2 separate regions of the Mus musculus genome follow, and region 2 is linked to region 1. Evidence: chromatin contacts called from ENCODE Hi-C data. All regions are on one chromosome and are shown on one strand. The core of a region is the stretch at or near the end of the contact, and the rest is flanking DNA. Distances in the headings are between cores, read along the strand shown. Region 1 holds the start of Pnmal1 (PNMA-like 1). Region 2 holds the start of Nlrp9a (NLR family, pyrin domain containing 9A).

Evidence for each region. Hi-C counts contacts between places; a loop is a spot of excess contacts on that map.
Region 2: a loop to region 1 is called in a map of regulatory T cell, with 118 times the contacts of the local background. The contact joins the promoter of Nlrp9a here to the promoter of Pnmal1 in region 1. A Hi-C loop is called at or near these places in 2 of 37 maps with a recorded cell type or tissue (T-helper 17 cell and regulatory T cell).

What each region holds. Positions count from the first base shown.
Region 1 is chr7:16,957,885-16,962,176 of GRCm38, reverse strand. Pnmal1 (PNMA-like 1) reads right to left here and starts at 2,498. Exons shown (of 3, transcript NM_001007569.2): 1 at 2,286-2,498; 2 at 680-1,968; 3 at 1-157. The coding sequence starts at 1,955. The coding sequence ends at 141.
Region 2 is chr7:26,532,865-26,537,029 of GRCm38, reverse strand. Nlrp9a (NLR family, pyrin domain containing 9A) reads right to left here and starts at 2,007. Exons shown (of 10, transcript NM_001048219.2): 1 at 1,920-2,007.

The DNA of each region.
Region 1 (4,292 bases), core at 1,249-3,748:
TGAGTCTGACCCACACAGGCACACTGGGCCCCCAACGGTTCACAGTCAGGTTTTATTCAACCACAAAGAAAAAGTTCTCTTCCAACTTGAGTCTTCTTCCTTGATGCTCTCTCACCTCCGTGGGTACAGGGTTCCCCAAATCATAGCTTCCTGGAATCTATGGATAGATCAGAACACACCAAGGGAAGCAGGAAGAACCATAATTAGATATTTACTGCCTGGGAATCTCCTGAGACCAGGACCGTGGCCACCCCCACCTCCACCCCTACCCAGCCAGGCCCTAGAAACGTTAGCCTTTGATCCCTACACCTCAACAGACTACAGAATCTCAAATCATAAATTTTTATATAGCCCAGCTGACCTTAAACTCTCAACCCTCTGCTTTGCCTCCCAAGTGCTGGGGTTACAAGCATGTGACACGATGTCCTGCGCCAAAACTGCTACATTTTTATGGAGGGAAATGGATCAGATGGTCATGGGTCAACCTTGACCCCAATGATGCCTAGTAAGGGCTCTAGGAGGGAGGCCCAGCCTCTTGCTTGATAATCCTCACCTGGGAGGGTAGCTTGTTTTTTCCTCCCCCAATATCCTGAGGTCCTCCTGGTTACCCTGTTGTGGCCCCCTCTGTACCCCACTGAACCCCACCTTAACTAACCAAGTCATCTCTATGTGCATTCACCTTTGGAGACTCGAGGGAAGGCTCCCAGCTTGGTCTTCTGAGGCCTGGATGTTGAAGCAGGTGCATCATGAGGTACCGACACAGCCCTTCTAGCACCAAGCCCTTTCTTCAGAATCGCTGTTTTGTTCTTGGTGGCTTCAGCATCAAGCAGGACATAGGAGAGAGTGCCCAAGCTCACCATCTTCTTCTTCTTCCTCGTGGGGACAGGGATCTTGTTAGAGGCCCAGGTCATGGCTTTCTTCTTTGCGGGGTTCTCCGGTCCACCATCTTGATCTGAATCCTCTAGGTTCCCGGGGCTGTCAGCTGCAGGCAGCGCAGACCGAGGAAGATCGCTGGGATCCCTCCAGACTCTTTTCTTCTTCCATACTGTCTCTTCCTGCTTCACAAAGGGTTTTTTGTTGCTCTTGACAGACTCTGGGATCTCTGAGCTCTGGGCAGCTTCACCAGCTTCCAAATTAACCTTATTGTAATTGCTGTTGTAATTGCTGCCCTGGGATTTCCTCCAGCATATTGGCTCTTGCTTAAGATTTTTTTTCTGCTTCCTCCTCCTGGAGCGAATCTTACCTCCAGGCCTGCGAACTAGAGGTTTTGGAGGGTCACCATGGTCCTCTGTGTTCTTCCAATAGTTTCGGTCCTCCATCTTGAAAGCTGAGCCCACTTCGACGCCCAGCCCGGGTTCCTTCTTTACTCTCTTCCTCGCTGTGGAAGCCCAAGCCTCCATCAACTCAGCCTCAGCAGCCTCCTCAGCCCTTGCTTCTTCATCCCGACTACGGATTGCAGCATCCATGTAGAATATGACCTGTACTACTGCACCCAGGAGCAACCCCAGGGCTTCTGCCCAGTTCGGTGGAGGCTGGTTTGAATTCGGTAGCGGTGGGTTAGGGTTAAGCTTCAAGAGGCGCACCATATCCTCCCAAGTGCGTCCTTCGCCATCCAAGAATTCGTTCAGATTTTTTAAAAAGTCGTCGTCCTGGGTGGGATCCCTGCAGACCACTCTCCAGACACCGCCCCTCCCTGGGAACTCCCGGGGTATAGAGCTCAGATTCACACCCTCGCTAACCTCAACTAGAGCAGCCTTCACGTTCTCTTGCCTCAAAAAAATTTTGTTGAGCACACGGTATGTGCCCAGTGGCAAGAGGACCCCATTCAAGGTCTCCTCAATTTCTGCGTGGCTACAGTACTCAGGGATCCCAGTGACCAACAGGGATCTGTGGATGTCCATTCCCATGCCCCTGCACCAATCTTCCAGCAGGGTCATGGCCACGGGCTCCGACATCTTTCTGCTCTACCTGTTCGTGAAAGAAAGGGGGTGGAGGTAAAGTAAGGCTCCCCAAATATGAATCCTGCAAAGTAACAAGGCAGTGAGGTCAAATCCCCTGGAAGATGGACAGGAATATAGGTCTCCCCTGACTCCTCCACAGCTTTGGCCTTACACAACGCCTCGTCCATAGCGCCTCTCCTCCCCGCTACCCCCCACCCCCGCTCCCAGGATCCTCCTTCCCAGCCTGGGCCCCTGGTGCTCACGTGTCCTGAATATGGTTCCTGGAGCCTGGCGCTCCACAGGTTCACAGGGATATTCTGGCCTCCCCCGCTTCTGACAACTCACCCAGGTCAAAGCTAGGAGCCTGGAGCACAGCTGCTTTCCCAAGCGCAGGCTCTGGCCCCAAAGAGGCCAGGACTCCGTCCCTATGCTTCAGCTCCAGTCAGCACAGGTCACACAGCCTTGATCTATACCGAGCTGGCCAGCTGGCGTTGAAGATCACTCATGCGCACTTGCTTCCTGCACAAGGTCCTCAGATCCGCATCCCCGGCGGTCTCCATGGCAACAGTCCATTGGTTGCTAAGCATCATCCTAGCCTGCTGTGTGTGGGCTCTGCAATCAAACTTAACATGGAAGACAGACAAAAGATGCGACTGCTGTGACTGCTTAGGTGTTCATTGGGCAAAAAGTTCACATTGTGCATCCCTCCAGAGCCGTTTCTCCACCACGGACTACTTTTTCTCTTTAAATACACACACACACACACACACACACACACACACACACACACACATAAACATATATATATATATATATATATATATATATATATATATATATCCCACCCTCACCCACAAGGCAGGGTCCTGTGTAGCCCTGCCTGGCTTGGAGCTCACAGAAACCTACCTGTCTCTACTTCCTGAGTGCTAGAATTAAAGTCTTGTGCCTCCATGTCTGGAAACTTTTATAATTAATTGTTGTTGTTGTTGTTGTTTTATAATGTGTTGTTGTGGTGGTGGGGATCCAATATCCCCTTCTGGCTTTGACAGGCACTACACTCACATAAAAGAAACACACACATAGATGAAAATTTTTAAAAAAATTAAAAGCTCTAGTAAAGAAAGTAATTTATTTCTCAATCCAGTATTTATTTCCCAGATAGACTATACTGTGGAATTCCTTATACAAAGCAAATGTGTATCGTCTGTACAGCTAGAGTTCCATGGTCCTCACGTCCCTTTGTCTGTATTCTCTAACATGGAAAAGGTGGATTGGGAGCGATGGGGAGGAGAGATGCCTCACAGGGACCCCGTGGCTTGGAGGATGTATCTATGGGCAAGGTCAAGTGCAGCCAGGAGGAAGGGCAGTGCAGGAAGTCATCTCCCTAGATAAGTGGGATCTTGCAGTTCTGTGTGCTCTTCAAGGCCATCTGCTGCAGGATGGATGTGGCTAAACCATGGGGACCTCTGGGAGCCCTGAACCTCCTTCTTGACTTCACAACTCCTGGGAGGGTGTGTGGTCACTCCATGGTATGTGAGGTAGTAGCAGGGTGGCATTATTCAAATCATCTTTCACCTTCAGATTCATTCTCCTATCAACAACAATCTCAAAAAAAAAAAAAAAGATGGAAACAAATCCTTAGGGGTTTGTTTGTTTGTTTGTTTTAATGAATGGCGGCTCTTTTCCTTCGTGACTTAGTAAAATAGATGACCCTTTCTATAATAACAAAGCCACTAGCCTTGGGAGAAGAGTAAGTTGGGTCATGTTGCCTGGGTGACTTGCCCAGGAAACGGGTCCGTGAACACAGCACTAGTGAAGAAGGGAAGCTTTTCCAGGGGACTTTTTGTGGTGTGGAATGGTGATGATGGTGATGTTGGTGATGGAGATGAAGAAGAATAAGAAGATGATGATAGAATACGAAGTAATTGGGGCGAGCCGGACAGTGGTGGCACATGCCTTTAATCCCAGCACTTGGGAGACAGAGACAGGAGGATCTCTGAGTTTTAGGCCAGCCTGGTCTACATGGCAAGTTCTCGGCCAGCCTAGGCTACATAGTGAATATGGGGAGAAGACACCCATATTGACTCTGGCCACCACAAGCACACCGAGTTCCAGGCCAGCCAATGCTATATAGTGAGACTTTTTCTCAGGAAAAGAAAAGTGTTTATCAGACTGGTGTTATATAGCTCAAGGGTTATAGCTCACTGGCTGCACTGGAATAGGACCCAGGGTCCATCTCCATGGTGATTCACAATCATCTGTAAGATCCAAAAAATCTGTCTCACTTTCTGGTCACTTTGGTTACACAGAGTACACATGTATACATGCAGGTAAAGGAATTATGCACATTAA
Region 2 (4,165 bases), core at 758-3,257, 9.6 Mb before region 1:
TGACAAGCCCAAAGTGGGATCCAGCTCAAGGGGAAATCCCAAGGCCTGACACTGTTACTGAGGCTATGAAGTGCTCACAAAAAGGGACCTGTCATGACTGCCCTCCAAACGACCCAACAAGCAGCTGAAAGAGTCAGATGCAAATATTTTCACCCAACCAATAGATGGAAGCAGCTGACCCCTGTTGTTGAATTAGGGAAGGCTGAAAGAAGTTGAGGAGAAGAGTGATTCTATAGAAGGAGCATCAGTCTCAATTAGTCTCAATCCCTGAAATCTTGCAAACACGGGACCACCAAACAGTCAGCATTCACCAGCTGATATGAAGCCCCCAACACACATACAGTAGAGGACTCCAGGGTATGTGTTCATTTAGAGATGATGTACCTAACTCTTAAGAAACTAGAGGCCCCAGGAAATTAAGAAGGTCAGGTAGGGTGGGGGTGGGGGTGGGGGTGAGGAGAAAGTATGGGATGTGGAACAGTCAGAGGGTGAATGGTGGGGTGAATAAAATATGGAGTGTAAAAAATAAAAGACAAAGTATCAGCTCAGAGCCCCCTGACCATGTTTTCAGACCAAGTTCTCAGCACAAAGGAGATTTCTTGGCTTCAGAGAATGACAGAGGGCAGGAAAAAGAAACAAACACAGGAGATAGAGAATGAGGGAGAAGAAGAGAGGAAGGAGACTGAGAAAAGAGGAAAGTGGTAAGGAGTATTTTGTTCATGGGTGGGGTGGGCAACAAACTGTCTCAAGATAGAGAAGAGACAGACATGGCACATAGGCCAATAGTGGCTTATAAAGGTACAAGGGGAAAGCCAGTGTTAGGAAGATGTATTTTATTTTAACTGGGAATGTTAGTTAGATAAGCCAAAGGAGGCTTTTGATTGCTGGACTTCCAATACTTTTATACCTGGTCATTGGTAGTTAGCTTCAAGAGGAGGGATTGGCCAAATAAGGGGATAGACTTTTGGGAACTAGCTTTAGGGGTATAATCTAGTGGCATTTAACAAGGCAGAAGAAATGAGGGAGAAGGGCAAGCCCTGCCAGAGCCATGCCAGTCACATTTGACGTGACCAGAGCTCTGTTACTGATATGATACAATTCTGAGGAAGGAATCCCCAGCTCCATGCATGCCAGACCTGGCCAGCACCAATTAAACTGTTTTTAGCCCTAATTAAAAAAATGAGCCTTGACTCCTTTTAGATGGATTCTTTTCTTTCATCCAATTTAGAGTAGGAAATAAAGAAGTTTAATTTTCTTTTTTACTTAATTTATTTTGAGACAGTTTTCACTGTGTAACCCTAGCTGGCTTGAAACTCCCTATGTAGACCAAAATAGCCTAAAACTCACAGAGGTATGTCTGCATCTGCCTCTTGAGTACTGAGGCTATAGTTGTGTGTCACTATGCCCATCCTATTACATTTTGGGGGGGGAGTGGGGGGCATGCATGTGCTACAGTGCACATGTGAAGGCCAGAAAAACTTCTGGGGATGTTGTTCCTCCTTCTATCAAGTAGGTGCCACAGATGCAACTCAAATAGCTGCCTTGGTAGCAAACACCTTTCCTAGCTGAGCCATCTCATCAGCCTAAGGGAAATATAGACTTTTAAAGGGAAGAAATCTCAGGTACACAGTCTCTACAAATTGGCATACTTTTCATTACAATTCTTCCTTGCAACAATAAAAAGAAAGATGTCATCTCTGGATCCCCCTCTTCTGTTCATTCCTCTAAACAAGTAAGAGAACAATTGAGAAATGATACAGTGATGGTAAAGTTAATTGTATGGACTTATATAAAATCATAGTAAATAATGAATGAGGGCTAAAGGTTTAATCATGATTCTGTAGACTATCAGTAAAGCATTGAATGGAGGAAACAGACAGAGATAAAAGATATTTCAGTAGAGAAAATGAGTTCCTTACCCATTCCAGACCTGGTCCCATGGGCTAGTACTTATTGAAGGGCCACTGTGAAAAACTAAGACTGACTAAGAAGTCATGCTAGCTTCTTGATTGGCTGTATACCTCGCCCTTTCATTGGCTGCTATGGCTCTATCATTGGCTGCAGGCTTTGTCAAAAATATTTCACCTGTGCTATTAGGTTTCAGGTATAAGTGATCACCATTGAGTTGTATCCTGGAAACTCTTGCGATGCTGGTAATGCAATTATATTAATTGCATTATATTAATTATTACAATAATTATATTATTATAATATAAGATAGTGACAGTTTAAGCCCAGTACCTATCTGAACAGCTTTTTGCCCCCAATGAGAGAGACAGGTTATGGGATCCATTCAACATATAATCAAAATATTTCCTTTATTTTGTGTTTTTTTCCCAATGGAAAACATTTTATCGGTATAGATTTTAACAGCAGGATCTGAGATTTGTCTGTGAGGAAGTAAATAGTGGCTCTTGAATGACTGGTTACATTTAAAAAGCACAGAAGCTGATGTCTTTGGGTGTCTAACAGCTCTCCGAGTTCCTCCTGCATCTCTAACATCAGGTGAGAGCTGATGTGTGTAAGGCTTTTCTCACCAAGTCACCACACTATCTGACTGACCTATGTCAACAGGAATATTACTATACCTAATTTCCAAAGTACTTGAGGGTATCAGAGAAGAGGCTAGAGTTGAGAAGACAGCTGCCTGGTCAACACAAATTTTAATCACTTTCCTATGTTGCCCCACTGCGGTGTTACTCAGCCTTACTAATGCTGTCACCATTTAATAGTTCTTCATGTTATAGTGATGCCTCTGCCCATAAAATTTTTTTCATTGCTACATCATAACTGTAATTTTGGTACTGTAAATATCTGTGTCTTCCAGGTGTCTTGGGCAACCCCTGTGAAAACATCATTCTACTCCCAAGTAGGTTTAAACTCACAGGTTGAGAACCATGTGTCTACAGGAAACCTGAACCCTGTTCAGGAATAAAAGGTCCTGTGATGGGGCAGTGGACAGGTGTGACTGAATTTTATTTAGGGAAATAGAGATTAGAAACTTCTGAATCCTCTCTACAAGATCTGAACCAACAAATGCTTTACACCTGTCTTGAAATTCTGTCCAGATTTCCTCACATTGCATCTCTAAATGATACCTAGCTGTTTCAGATAACACATTACAAGAAATACATCTTGATGTCTTTTTAAAACATGATATTATATTTATTTTTTGGGAGCCATGCACTTGTCGATGTCAGAGGACAACTTGTAGGAGTCAGTACTCTTGTTCCACCTATATCTCCCAGTGATTAAACTCAGAGTGTCATGCTTGGTAGCAAGCGCCTCTACCCACTGAATCGTCTCACTGGCCCCTTGTTTTCTCTCTTTCATTTTTATATTTATTATCTTAAGGGCTGGTGAGATTGTTTAGTGGATAGAGCATTTGCTGGGGAAACACTAACAGTCTGAGTTTAATTCCCAGAACTGTCATAAAAGGTACATGGGGAGAACGAAGTCCCAACCTGTCCTCTGACCTTCACATATGTGACATAACATAGAAACATGTATCTTCACAATAGCAAATACATAAAGAAATAGTTACTTAATTAATTGAAGTTTCTGATAGGTGCTATGGTATTCTAAAGGGTTCAAAGGTGATTTGTTCTTGTGTTCTCTTCTTGGTGATTTCTGTGGCCTCTATCACTACCTGTCTGACAAATACAGAGGTGAATGCTCTCAGCCAACCATTGGACTGAGCACAGGGTCCTCAATGAAGGAGCTAGAGAAAGGATCCAAGGAGCTGAAGGACCTTGCAGCCCCATAGGAGGAACCAACCAGTACCCTCAGAGCTCCTAGGGACTAAACCAGCAACCAGAGTATACATGGAGGGACCAATGGCTCCAGCCTCCAGCTGCATATTTAGCAGAGGATGGCCTTGTGTGACATCAATGGGAGGAGAGGCCCTTGGTCCTGTGAAGGCTCAATGTCCCAGTGTAGAGAAATGCCAGGACAGGGGAGCAGGAGTGGGTGTGTTGTTGAGCAGGGGGAAGAGGGGTGGGATGGGGGTTTTGGATTGGAAACCAGGGAAGGGGATAACATTTGAAATGTAAATAAAAATGTAATAAATAAAAATGAAAAGACAGTTAAAAAGAAAACAAAAAAGGAAATGGATATTATAATAAATTTGATGGTGTTGCTGATAAGATGGTTATGGATAAGGTGA